Regions from separate parts of the Homo sapiens genome. Here region 1 is linked to region 2. Evidence: read pairs that join two places in POLR2A ChIA-PET (ENCODE). Cell type or tissue: HepG2. All regions are shown on one strand. Links, peaks and the distances in the headings refer to the core of each region. The heading gives the core; the rest is flanking DNA.

Evidence for each region. Peaks named below come from ENCODE experiments on the same cell type or tissue, not always from the same donor. Only the 100,000 strongest peaks of a DNase experiment are listed, where the experiment ranks them.
Region 1: POLR2A ChIA-PET joins it to region 2 with 14 read pairs; 6 of 35 experiments call an interaction of 5 or more read pairs at or near these places.

What each region holds. Positions count from the first base shown.
Region 1 is chrX:71,349,876-71,355,250 of GRCh38, reverse strand. It overlaps LOC124905198 (a long non-coding RNA gene), which reads right to left. Exons shown (of 3, transcript XR_007068263.1): 2 at 5,008-5,125. It also overlaps the pseudogene RHOG2P. Among named protein-coding and RNA genes, the nearest start is that of TAF1, 14 kb to the left of the region's middle. In HepG2, for the core only: no CTCF peak of the experiment used is centred there; a DNase peak (open chromatin) is centred at 2,070.
Region 2 is chrX:71,226,044-71,231,418 of GRCh38, reverse strand. No RefSeq gene overlaps it. Among named protein-coding and RNA genes, the nearest start is that of GJB1, 5.5 kb to the right of the region's middle. In HepG2, for the core only: a CTCF peak has its summit at 3,844 (motif pointing left); DNase peaks (open chromatin) are centred at 3,138 and 3,508.

The sequences.
Region 1 (5,375 bases), core at 89-5,088, 120 kb before region 2:
ACAAACCCAGCTCACAGCAGCCTCAACCTCCCGGGATCAAGTGATCCTCCCACCTCAGCCCCTCCAGTAGCTGGGACTACAGGCGCACACCACCACACCTGGCTAATATTCACATATTTTGTAGAGACAGTTTCGCCATGTTGCCCAGGTTGGTCTAAAACTCCTGAGCTCAAGCCATCCACACGCTTTGGCATCTCGAAGTGCTGGGATTATAGGCATGAGCAACCGCGCTCAGCACTATTTTAAATTGCTGGTTCTTGAGCTTATTTGATGACAGAACCGTTTTTTCCTTTTTTTTTTTTTTTAATCCCCAGTAGGAAGAACAGAGTTCTGTTCTTCTCACAGAACTCTTATAAGGAACATCTATTACCAACTCACAGAACTTTAAAAAATGCTCCTAAACCATTTTTGTGAACATGTCTCATCTCAAGAATGGGAGAAACATGTCAACACTGGGAACACCCAGGAATTACACATAATATGGTTTTATTTATTTATTTATTTATTTATTTATTTTTTTGACACAGAGTGTCACTCTGTTGCCCAGGCTGGAGTGCAGTGGCGCTATCTCAGCTCACTGCAAGCTCCGCCTCCCAGGCTCACGCCATTCTCCTGCCTCAGCCTCTGGAGTAGCTGGGACTACAGGCACCCGCCACCACGCCCAGCTAATTTTTTTTGTATTTTCAGTAGAGACGGGGTTTCACCGTATTAGGATGGTCTCGATCTCCTGACCTCGTGATCTGCCTGCCTTGGCCTCCCAAAGTGCTGGGATTACCTGCGTGAGCCACTGCACCTGGCCCATAATATGGTTTTCAAAAATTAGTCGGCCAGGCACGGTAGCTCACACCTGTAATCCCAGTACTTTGGGAGGCCAAGATGGGAGGATCACTTGAGCTCAGGAGTTCAAGACCAGCCTGGGCAACATGGTGAAACACCATCTCTACAAAAATACAAAAATTAACCAGACATGGTGACACGCACTCATGGTCCCAGCTACTTGGGGGGCTGAGGCAAGAGGATCCCTTGAGCCTGGGAGGTCAAGATGGCAGTGAGCCATGTTCATGCCACTGCCACTGCAGTCCAGCCTCCATGGATGACAAAGCGAGACTCTGTCTCAATAACCGAAAAAAAAAATTCATATATGAGAAAGTTTAAAGCAATGAGATTTAAAAACTGGATAACCGGCCGGGCATGGTGGCTCACACCTATAATCCCAGCACTTTGGGAGGCAGAGGCAGGCGGATCACCTGAGGTCAGGAATTTGAGACCAGCCTGGCCAACATGGTGAGACTCCGTCTCTACTAAAAATACAAAAATTAGCCAGGTGTGGTAGTGCGTGCCTATGGTCCCAGATACTCAGGAGGCTGAGGCAGGAGGCAGGAGAATTGCTTGAAACTTAGGAGGCGGAGGTTGCAGTCAGCCAAGATCGTGCCACTGCACTCCAGCCTGGGTGACAGAGTGAGATTCTCTCTCAAAAAAATAGTAAAAATAAGCTGGGCACGGTGGCTTACACCTGTAATCCCAGCACTTTGGGAGGCTGAGGTGGGTGGATCACCTGAGGTCAGGAGTTCAAGACCAGCCTGGCCAACATGGTGAAACCCTGTCTCTACTAAAAATACAAAAGAATTAGCCGGGCATGGTGGCGGGCGCCTGTAATCCCAGCTACTCAGGAGACTGAGGCAGGAAAATCGCTTGAACCTGGGAGGTGGAGGTTGCAGTGAGCCGAGATGGCGTCATTGCACTCCAGCCTGGGTGACAAGAAAGAAACTCCATCTCAAAAAAATAATAATAACAATAATAATAATAATAAATAAAACCGGATAAACTTGTCCTTCCATGAGGCACTTGCTCAGTGGTAAATATAGCAAGGAAAGCTCCAATTAGATTTAAAAGCAGACAAGCAAAAGTCTACAATGAACAGTCCTAAGCTGCTCTGCTTAGTCATTGCCTGGCCAGGAGAGAAAAGAACAGCACTGAGTGGCACCTCCTCTTACCACTTTGACAAGGGAGACACACACACACACACACACACACACACACACACACACACACACACACACACACACACACCTTCCTCCAAAAGGTCAGACCAAACTTCAAAGCAGCCATGTACAAACAAGTCTGTCTTTGTTCCTCCAAGAGCTGAATATCCTGCAGTCTAGGGTTTCTGCAATAGCCCATGCTGGCACTCTTTAACTGCTGACAAAGGAATATCACCCTTATACTTCTTAGTTGCAGTCCCCAAGTAGCACCTAGAAGCTATAAGAGGATGTACTTCTTGGTGTTCTTTGTAGCAGGGTAAAGCACAGCCCGGACAGCTTCTAAAAATACCTCATGCACCCCATCCTGCATCAGGGCCGAATATTCCAGATACTTCACAGCCCCCAACTGCTTAGCCAGGGAAGTGCCTTGCTGGGGAGTCGTGGGTACTAGGCTCTGCTCCTTCAGCTTCTTCACTGTCTCAAGGTTACTCCACAGGTCCCTCTTGGTGCCTACCAGCAGAACAGGCACATTGGGGCAATGATGGGAGACCTCTGGGTGCCACTTATGCCTCACATTGGCATAAGAGGATGGGTTCCCAGTGGAAAAACAAATAACAAAGATACTGGTCTGGGGTTAGGAGAGTGTTCGCAGTCATCATACTCCTCTTGGCCAGCAGTGTCCCACGTGTTCAGGCTAATGATTTGCCCATCCACGGATGTCTGGACGCTATAGTTGTCAAAGACAGTGGGGGGATATACTCCTCAGGAAAGACATTTGTTGTATAACTGATGAGGAGGCAGGTTTTACCTATAGCCTCATCTCCTACAACCACACATTTGATTGTCTGCATTCTTCCCTTGTAGTCCTATGTACAAGAGAGACAGAAAGAATATTCAGAGATGCTTGGTTAATGTAGGGAGCTATTCTAAACATTTCTCTCTGAGGAGAAGATGAGGAAGATAAGATGCCCCCCACACTCTCTATACCCTTAATGCCATACAAGAGTCAGCTACAAAGGGTTGTATAAGTCAAGAGTTCTTACCCTGGAGTCTGTGGACTACTAGAGGATGGGCTTCGGTAGGTCCTAGAAGCCTCTTCTGAAGTTGTGTACAATACTATGTATATGTGCATAAGTGAATTTTTCTGGAAAGAAGGTCCAGAGCTGTCACCAGTATCTCACAGAAGGCTTTTTAATCTTTGGGTGAGCTCAAAAAGATTAAAAACCATTCATCCACATAGGTATTTGTGTTACACCGTTATCATAAGGTCTGGATCTACTGTATCAAAGGTACTAAAATATTGTAGGTGCTCAATAAATGGTTAGTAATTTTTAAAAATTATCATAGAAGGTTTCCAGGGTTGAATCAAGAAACATGGCTGTCACTTTGGGTCTCTGGCTATAGAGCCAGCAGAGGAACCTCCATTCCTGAAAAACAGAGACATCACAATACTGGAGAGAAAGGCAGACAAGTCACACTCAGCTAGAGAAATGGTTAAGAGGGCTAGGCGCGGTGGCTCACGCCTGTATTCCCAGCACTTTAGGAGGCGGAGGCGGGCAGATCACCTGAGGTCAGGAGTTCGAGGCCGGCCTGGCCAACATGGCAAAACCCCATCTCTACTAAAAATACAAAAATTAGCCATACGCGGTGGCACATACCTGTAATTCCAGCTACTCAGGAGGCTGAGGCAGGAGAATTGCTTGAGCCCAGGAGGCAGAGGTTGCATTGAGCCAAGGTCACACCATTGCATTCCAGCCTGGGTGACAGAGCAAGACTCTTGTCTCAAAAAAAAAGAAAGAAAGAAAAAAGAAATGGTTAAGAGTCTGGGCTCTGAAGTCAGGAGGCAAAACCCAGTTCTCCCTCTAATCTTTGTGAACTTGGGAAAGTTTTGTCGTTTTTTTTTTTTTTTTTTTTTTTTTTTTGGCAGAGTCTTGCTCTGTCACCCGGGCTAGAGTGCAGGGGTGCATCTCAGCTTACTGCAGCCTCTGCCTCCTGGGTTCAAACGATTTTTGTGCCTCAGCCTCCCGAGTAGCTGGAATTATAGGCATGTGCCACCACGCCCAGCTAATTTTTGCATTTTTAGTAGAGACAGGGTTTCACCATGTTGACCAGGCTGGTCTTGAACTCCTAGCCTCAAGTGATCCACCCGCCTCTGCCTCTCAAAGTGCTGGGATCACAGGCATGAGCCACCGCACCCAGCCAGAGAAAATTTTTAACCTGAGGGTTAAATGAAAGAAGGCATGCGTAGTACTTATTAGTCTCTCTCACATAGCCAGTACTCATTAAGTGTTAGAAGCTACTATGTCTTCTTAATAATTCTACTATTCTACTACTGGAGAAGGCAAAAATTCTGTAATATGGTTACAATGCTAGATAAACCAGGAGTCTCATCCCCTTCAACCTTATGTGAGTAAAACTACAGGTCTTAATGCCACCATACTCATCCATTTCTTCATGAATCAGTATTTCACAGTAAATGATATGGCAGAGATGATCTCCAAGAAGCTTGTTTATTATGAGTTCCTATATTTATACCCCCATATTAATACCCCATCAATGCCTTGCCCTCAATTTAGGTCCCGAAGTACTCTACTTTCTGTAGGTTCTTAACTACTGCCCTAATTTCAGACCTAATTCTTATAGCAGTGACTTCTTTAAGTGTCAGAGCACAGAGGAAAGGGCATTAAATAATCATATATATTTGGTTACAGAAAAAAAATTGAGAATCAATTTATTTCTCACCTTGAGGATTTGGGGAAATAGAGACATCCCCCATTCTGTTGTCTCATTAGCTAAGGTCTACATTAGGCCCATATCATAGGCAAAAACAAACACAACACCTCATTTTGGTCAGAATAAAGAAAAGTGAGCCGGGTGTGTGGCTCATGCCTGTAATCCCAGCATTTTGGGAGGCTGAGGTGGGAGGATTCCTTGAGCTCAGAAGTTTGAGGCCAGCCTGGGCAATATAGTGAGACTTTGTCTCACTAAAAATAAAAAAAAATTAGCCAGGCGTGGTGGCACGTACCTGTAGTCCCAGCTACTTGGGATGCTGAGGTGGGAGGATTGCTTGAGCCTGGGAGATCGAGGCTGCAGTGAGCTATGATCACACCATTGGACTCCAGCCTGGATGACAGATGGAGACCCTGTCTCAAAAAGAAAAAGAAGAAACGTGGCTTTCAGAGTATGCTTTCCACAAGCCCACTAGGGGTTGCTCTCTGCCCACACAGAGCCAATTCTGAGTGGCGAGGCCTCCCACCTAGAAGTCTTCTTTAGCACAGGTTCCACAGCTAAAATAAGTCCAGAGCATAATTTAACTCTGGTAGGAAACCACCCCAGGGTATTCACTGACCATCAGCCGGTTCTTTTTCCATCTAGGAATAGGCATAAGGATCA
Region 2 (5,375 bases), core at 353-5,352:
TCAAATAATTCTGGTCTTTCTTCCATAGTTCACTGTCAACTTTAACACATCTGTTTGTGCAAAGGTCTGCCCTGATCTGGATCTCCTGAAGACCTCTACAGTCCATCCATGATCATGAGTACAGAATTGCCTGTTAGTCTAGTAGGGGCTTAACTTTTATGTCAGAAGGGCTTCTACACGTGATACTGGAGTCCAGACTCCTGTGCAAACCTGCATGCATTTCTATGAGACTTTTCACTGACCAGCCCCGACCTGCTTTGCCAGTCTCACCTCCTACTGCAACCACCCCACTCCCCATCCCATGCATTTTCTGCTCTAGTCACAGTGAACACATTCTACTCTCTCACGACTCTGAATCTTTGCACATGCATATGTCTTCCTCCCCGCTGCCCTGAATCCCACAGGCTACTAAGCACCTACTATGTGTTAAGCTTATGCAAGTGATTACCACACAATAGTTTCTTTCTTTTCCTCCCTCCCTTCCCCCCTTCCCCCTTCCCCCTCTTCCTTCCCCTTCCCCTTCCCCTTCTCCTTCCTTCCTTCCTTCCTTCCTTCCTTCCTTCCTTCCTTCCTTCCTTCCTCTCTTTCTTTCTTTCTTTCTTTCTGATGGAGTCTTGCTCTGTCAGCCAGGCTGGAGCACAATAGCATGATCTCAGTTCACTGCAACCTCCCCCTCCTGGGTTCAAGCAATTCTCCTGCTTCAGCCTCCCAAGTAGCTGGGATGACAGGCGAGTGCCACCAGGCCCAGCTGATTTTTCTATTTTTAATAGAGACAGGGTTTCGCCATGTTGGCCAGGCTGGTCTCCAATTCCTGGCCTCAAGAGATCCACCTGCCTAGGCCTCCCAAAGTGCTGGGATTACAGACGTGAGCCACCGCACCTGGCCTCTTTCTTTTTTTAAGACAGATTTTATGAGCTAATCTTTCTTTCCTTCCTCCCTCCCTCCCTCCCTCCCTCCTTCCTTCCTTCCTTCCTTTTTTTCAGAGTCTCACTCTGTCACCCAGGCTGGAGTACAGTGGCACGATCTCGGCTTACTGCAGCCTCTGCCTCCCAGGTTCAACTGATTCTCCTGCCTCAGCCTCCTGAGTAGGTGGGACTACAGGCGCCCACCACCACGCCTGCCTGATTTTTGTATTTTTAATAGAGACAGGGTTTTGCCATATTGACCAGGCTGGTCTTGAACTCCTGGCCTCAACAGATCCGCCTGCTTCAGCCTCCCAAAGTGCTGGGATTACAGGCGTGAGCCACTGTGCCTGGCCTGTGTGCTTTTCTTTTTTGTGTGTGTGTGGTGGTGGTGGTGGTGGTGGTATTTTTTAGAGATGGGGTCTCACTGTGTAGTCCAGGCTGGTCTCCAAGCAATCCTCCCACCTCATCTTCTTGAGCAGCTAGGATTACAAGTGTGAGTCACCGCACCTGGCACCATATAATGTGATAAGCGCTCTTATCACATACACCACAGTCATATTGTGGGAATTCAGAGTGGAGGTCTGAATTGGAGAGTCTCTCCAAGGGACTTGATCAGCGGGGAAAGAAGAGTTGATGGCTTCACAGAGGAAACGACGTTTGAGATGAGTTTTGAATGATTAGGAGCTTTCCAGTCAAAGGAGGGAAAGGAAACCTCAAATTACCTTTGGCTCTTCCACACCCCACAACTCAGACATGAAGTCCTGTTGTAGGTTCTACATCCAAAATGTCTCTCACACCTGTCTCCTCTTCATATTCCTCTGCCACTGTCCTAGTCCTACAGGCGCCACTTGGGCTATTGCAACAGCTCCATAACTGGTCTTTTTTTTTAGAGACAGGGTCTCACTATGTTGACCAGACTGGTCTCAAAGTCTTGGGTTCAAGGAATCCTTCCACCTCAGCCTCCCAAGTAGGTGGGACCACAGGTGTGCCACTGCACCTGGCAGTACCTGGTCAATCTGTCTCAGTCTTCAATCCCCAATCCAGTCTCCATGCAGCTGCTGGCTGACCTTCCAAACACACAAGTTTGAAGGTATCACCCCCGTCATACCTTTTTTTTTTTTTTGAGACAGAGTCGCTCTGTCACCCAGGCTGGAGTGCAGTGGCATGATCTCGGCTCATTGCAACCTCTGCCTCCCAGGTTCAAGCGATTCTTATGCCTCAGCCTCCCAAGTAGCTGAGATTACAGGCGTGCGCCACCACACGGGGCTAATTTTTGTATTTTTGGTAGAGACGGGGTTTCACCATGTTGGCCAGGCTGGTCTCAAACTCCTGACCTCAAGTGATCCACCTGCCTCGGCCTCCCAAAGTGCTGGGATTACAGGCGTGAGCCACCGTGCCTGGCTTTTTTTTTTTTTTTTTTTTTTTTTTGTGATGGAGTCTCACTCACTCTGTCACTCAGGCTGGAGTGCAGTGGCGCGATCTCGGCTCACTGCAACCTCCACCTCCCGGATTCAAGCAATTCTCCCACCTCAGCCTCCTGAGTAGCTGGGACTATGGGCATGTGCCACCACGCCTGGCTAATTTTTGTATTTTTAGTAGAGACAGTGTTTCACCATGTTGGCCAGGATGGTCTCGAACTCCTGGCTTCAAGTGATCTGCCTGCTTTGGCTTCCCAAATTGCTGGGATTACAGGCAACAGCCACTGTGCCCAGCCAATTCCTGTCATATCTGTAGGGTATTTTTTGTCTGTTTTATTTGCCCCTTGCTGGAATGTCCCAATCCATTTTCCATTTGACCCTGTACATTCTCCCTGGCCTACTCCAGGAATCAACAGGAGCTTAGCTTGGTACGATTGTGTAGCCCCTTCTGCACCATAGGCCAGGTCTGGCATTTAAGTACTTTGGAATCAGTAAATGGAGCAAGCATTCCCCTCTAGCCCCCACTGTGTGCACCCAGGCTATCTGATTGAACATCTGAACCAGTTTGTGGTTGCCATGCCAATTCTCTATGGATACCACAGCTTGCTTTCAAACCCCAACTCAGCTGGCTGGAGGCCTTGATTACTCTCCTAGTTCATCTGCCTCTGTTCCTTTGCCCCCCAGCTCCTGGCATCTCTGTGCATAGACACCTCTAAAAGATCATAGACATTCCTAAAAGGACCAGTTCCATGAGATACAGCATGCAAGAGCTTCCTGTTACTATGCCTTTTCTGCCCCCTGATCAGACCCCTTGAATATTGACCCTTAAATGAATCATGCTCAGGTTTGCAACCTCTCTTGGACTTTGCTGTTTGGACTGGTGTCCACTCCCTGGGGGAGCCAACACTATTATTGCCAAATTGTTTTAACTAGCTTCAGCCTACCTGAACCAGCCTCACTCCTTTCTGGCTCATTGAGAATTCTAGCATGTCGTAAGGCCATGGTCTCAGTGCTTATGATACTATCTTACCTTACTTTACCGTTAGTTCATAACCAGCTTTTGAACACATCTTGTCTGATTCTCAAAAAAGTTCTGTGAAAGAGGTAGAGAGGTTATTATTAACTCTCTATTGGAGATGAGGAAACAGACCTGGAGAGGGTAAATATCACGTGTCCAAGGGGACAGAGCTCATCAGTGGAGAACGAGGTCTCCTAATTCCAGTGTCCTCTTCATAACCCAGGTCACTCAGCACATTGAATTTCTACTGCGTGGCAGAGAGCATGCCTCATTTGCCTCTGTGTCTCTCTCTTATACTCTTGTGACAGAGCCTGATTTGAAAAGTCAGTCTTGGAGTCAGTCTAACTCTGCCTCCTACCTCCCTGAGACATTGTGTCCACCAGCTCCCCTCAAGGTTCCTTGGGCCTGTTCCTACCTGGTTCATGGGACCCAAGAATCCTGTGTCCCCCACTTGGGCTGTAACACCCAGCCTGATAGCTTTATTGTCCCACCACTGCCCCCTGGAGAGGAAAGCCTTGATATAGAGTTGGAGCCTCTTTCCAAGGGGGATTGGTAGAATCTTTGAAGAGAAACTACATTTCTGATGTGATGGTGGGGGTTAGCATTTCTCAATGTGGAGAGGGCATGAGGTTCCCTGCTTCCGACCAGGACCAGGATGGAATTTTAAAAAGAAAATCTTTCTCCTGATGGCATGTTGTATGGAGAGGGGATGTGTTTGTTGTATTGTTGTGGGTGAAAAGGATGGATTTCGATAAGAAAAGGAATCTCTCTCACCGTGAGGGGGTGGGGACCTCTCCTCTGATGGAACATAATGTCAGTTTCTAAGGGGAAAGGAAATTTCTTGTAGGAAAGGAATGTTCCTCTTTTAAGGGAGAGGAAGCTCTCTCTCAGGGATTACTAAGTGTGGTGGAAAGGAATACTTACTCTCTCCTTTCTTTCTTTCAATTTTTTAAAAATAGAGATGGGAGGCCGGGCGCGGTTGCTCACACCTGTAATCCCAGCTCTTTGGGAGGCCGAGGCGGGCAGATCACGAGGTCAGGAGATTGAGACCATCCTGGCTAACACAGTGAAACCCCGTCTCTACTAAAAATACAAAAAAAAATTAGCCGGGCGTGGTGGCGGGCGCCTATTGTCCCAGCTACTCGGGAGGCTGAGGCAGGAGAACAGCGTGAACCCGGGAGGTGGAGCTTGCAGTGAGCCGAGATCGCGCCACTGTACTCCAGCCTGGGTGACAGAGCGAGACTCCGTCTCAAAAAAAAAAAAAATAGAGATAGGATCTTGCTATGCTGTCCAGGCTAGTCTTGAACTCCTGGCCTCATGCAATCCTCTTGCTTCGGCCTCTAAAGGTCTCATTTCCTTCCCTCCCTCCCTCCCTCTCTCCCTCCCTCCCTTCCTTCCTTCCTTCCTTTTCTTTCTTTGTTTCTTTCTTGACAAGGTCTCACTCTCTGGCCCGGGCTGGAGTGCAGTGGCGTGATCACAGCTGACTGCAGCCTCAACCTCCTCCTGGGCTCGAGTTATCCTCCCACCTCAGCATCCGAAATAGCTTGGGACTACAGGCACATGCCACCACACCTGACTAATTGTTTTATTTTATTTTTTTTGTAGAGATGGGGTCTCTCTATGTTGCTCAGACTGGTCTCAAACTCATGGGCTCAAGTGATTCTCTCCCCTTGGCCTTCCAAAGTGCTGGGACTACAGGCATGAGCCACCACATCCAGTCTTCCTTTTTTTTTTTTCTAAAGGAGAAATCTCAAATAAAGAAAACTTCCATGCTTTCTCTCCAAAGAGGAAAAACTGTCTCAAGGGAGAACAATTCACATGAGATTGTGTCTGATTTTCTCTCCCTTTCTGATATCCAGCACTTCCTACATGGAGTCCACATACTCTGAGAGGGAGTGGCAAATAATTTCTCCTGTTCGGAGGTAAGGAAGCTGAGGAGGCAAACTTGCCATGGGGGAAACTTTTACTCTGAGAGGCTATTTGTGGGGGCAGTGACTCTAAGGAAACCCCTGTGAGGCTGGGGGAAGATAATGC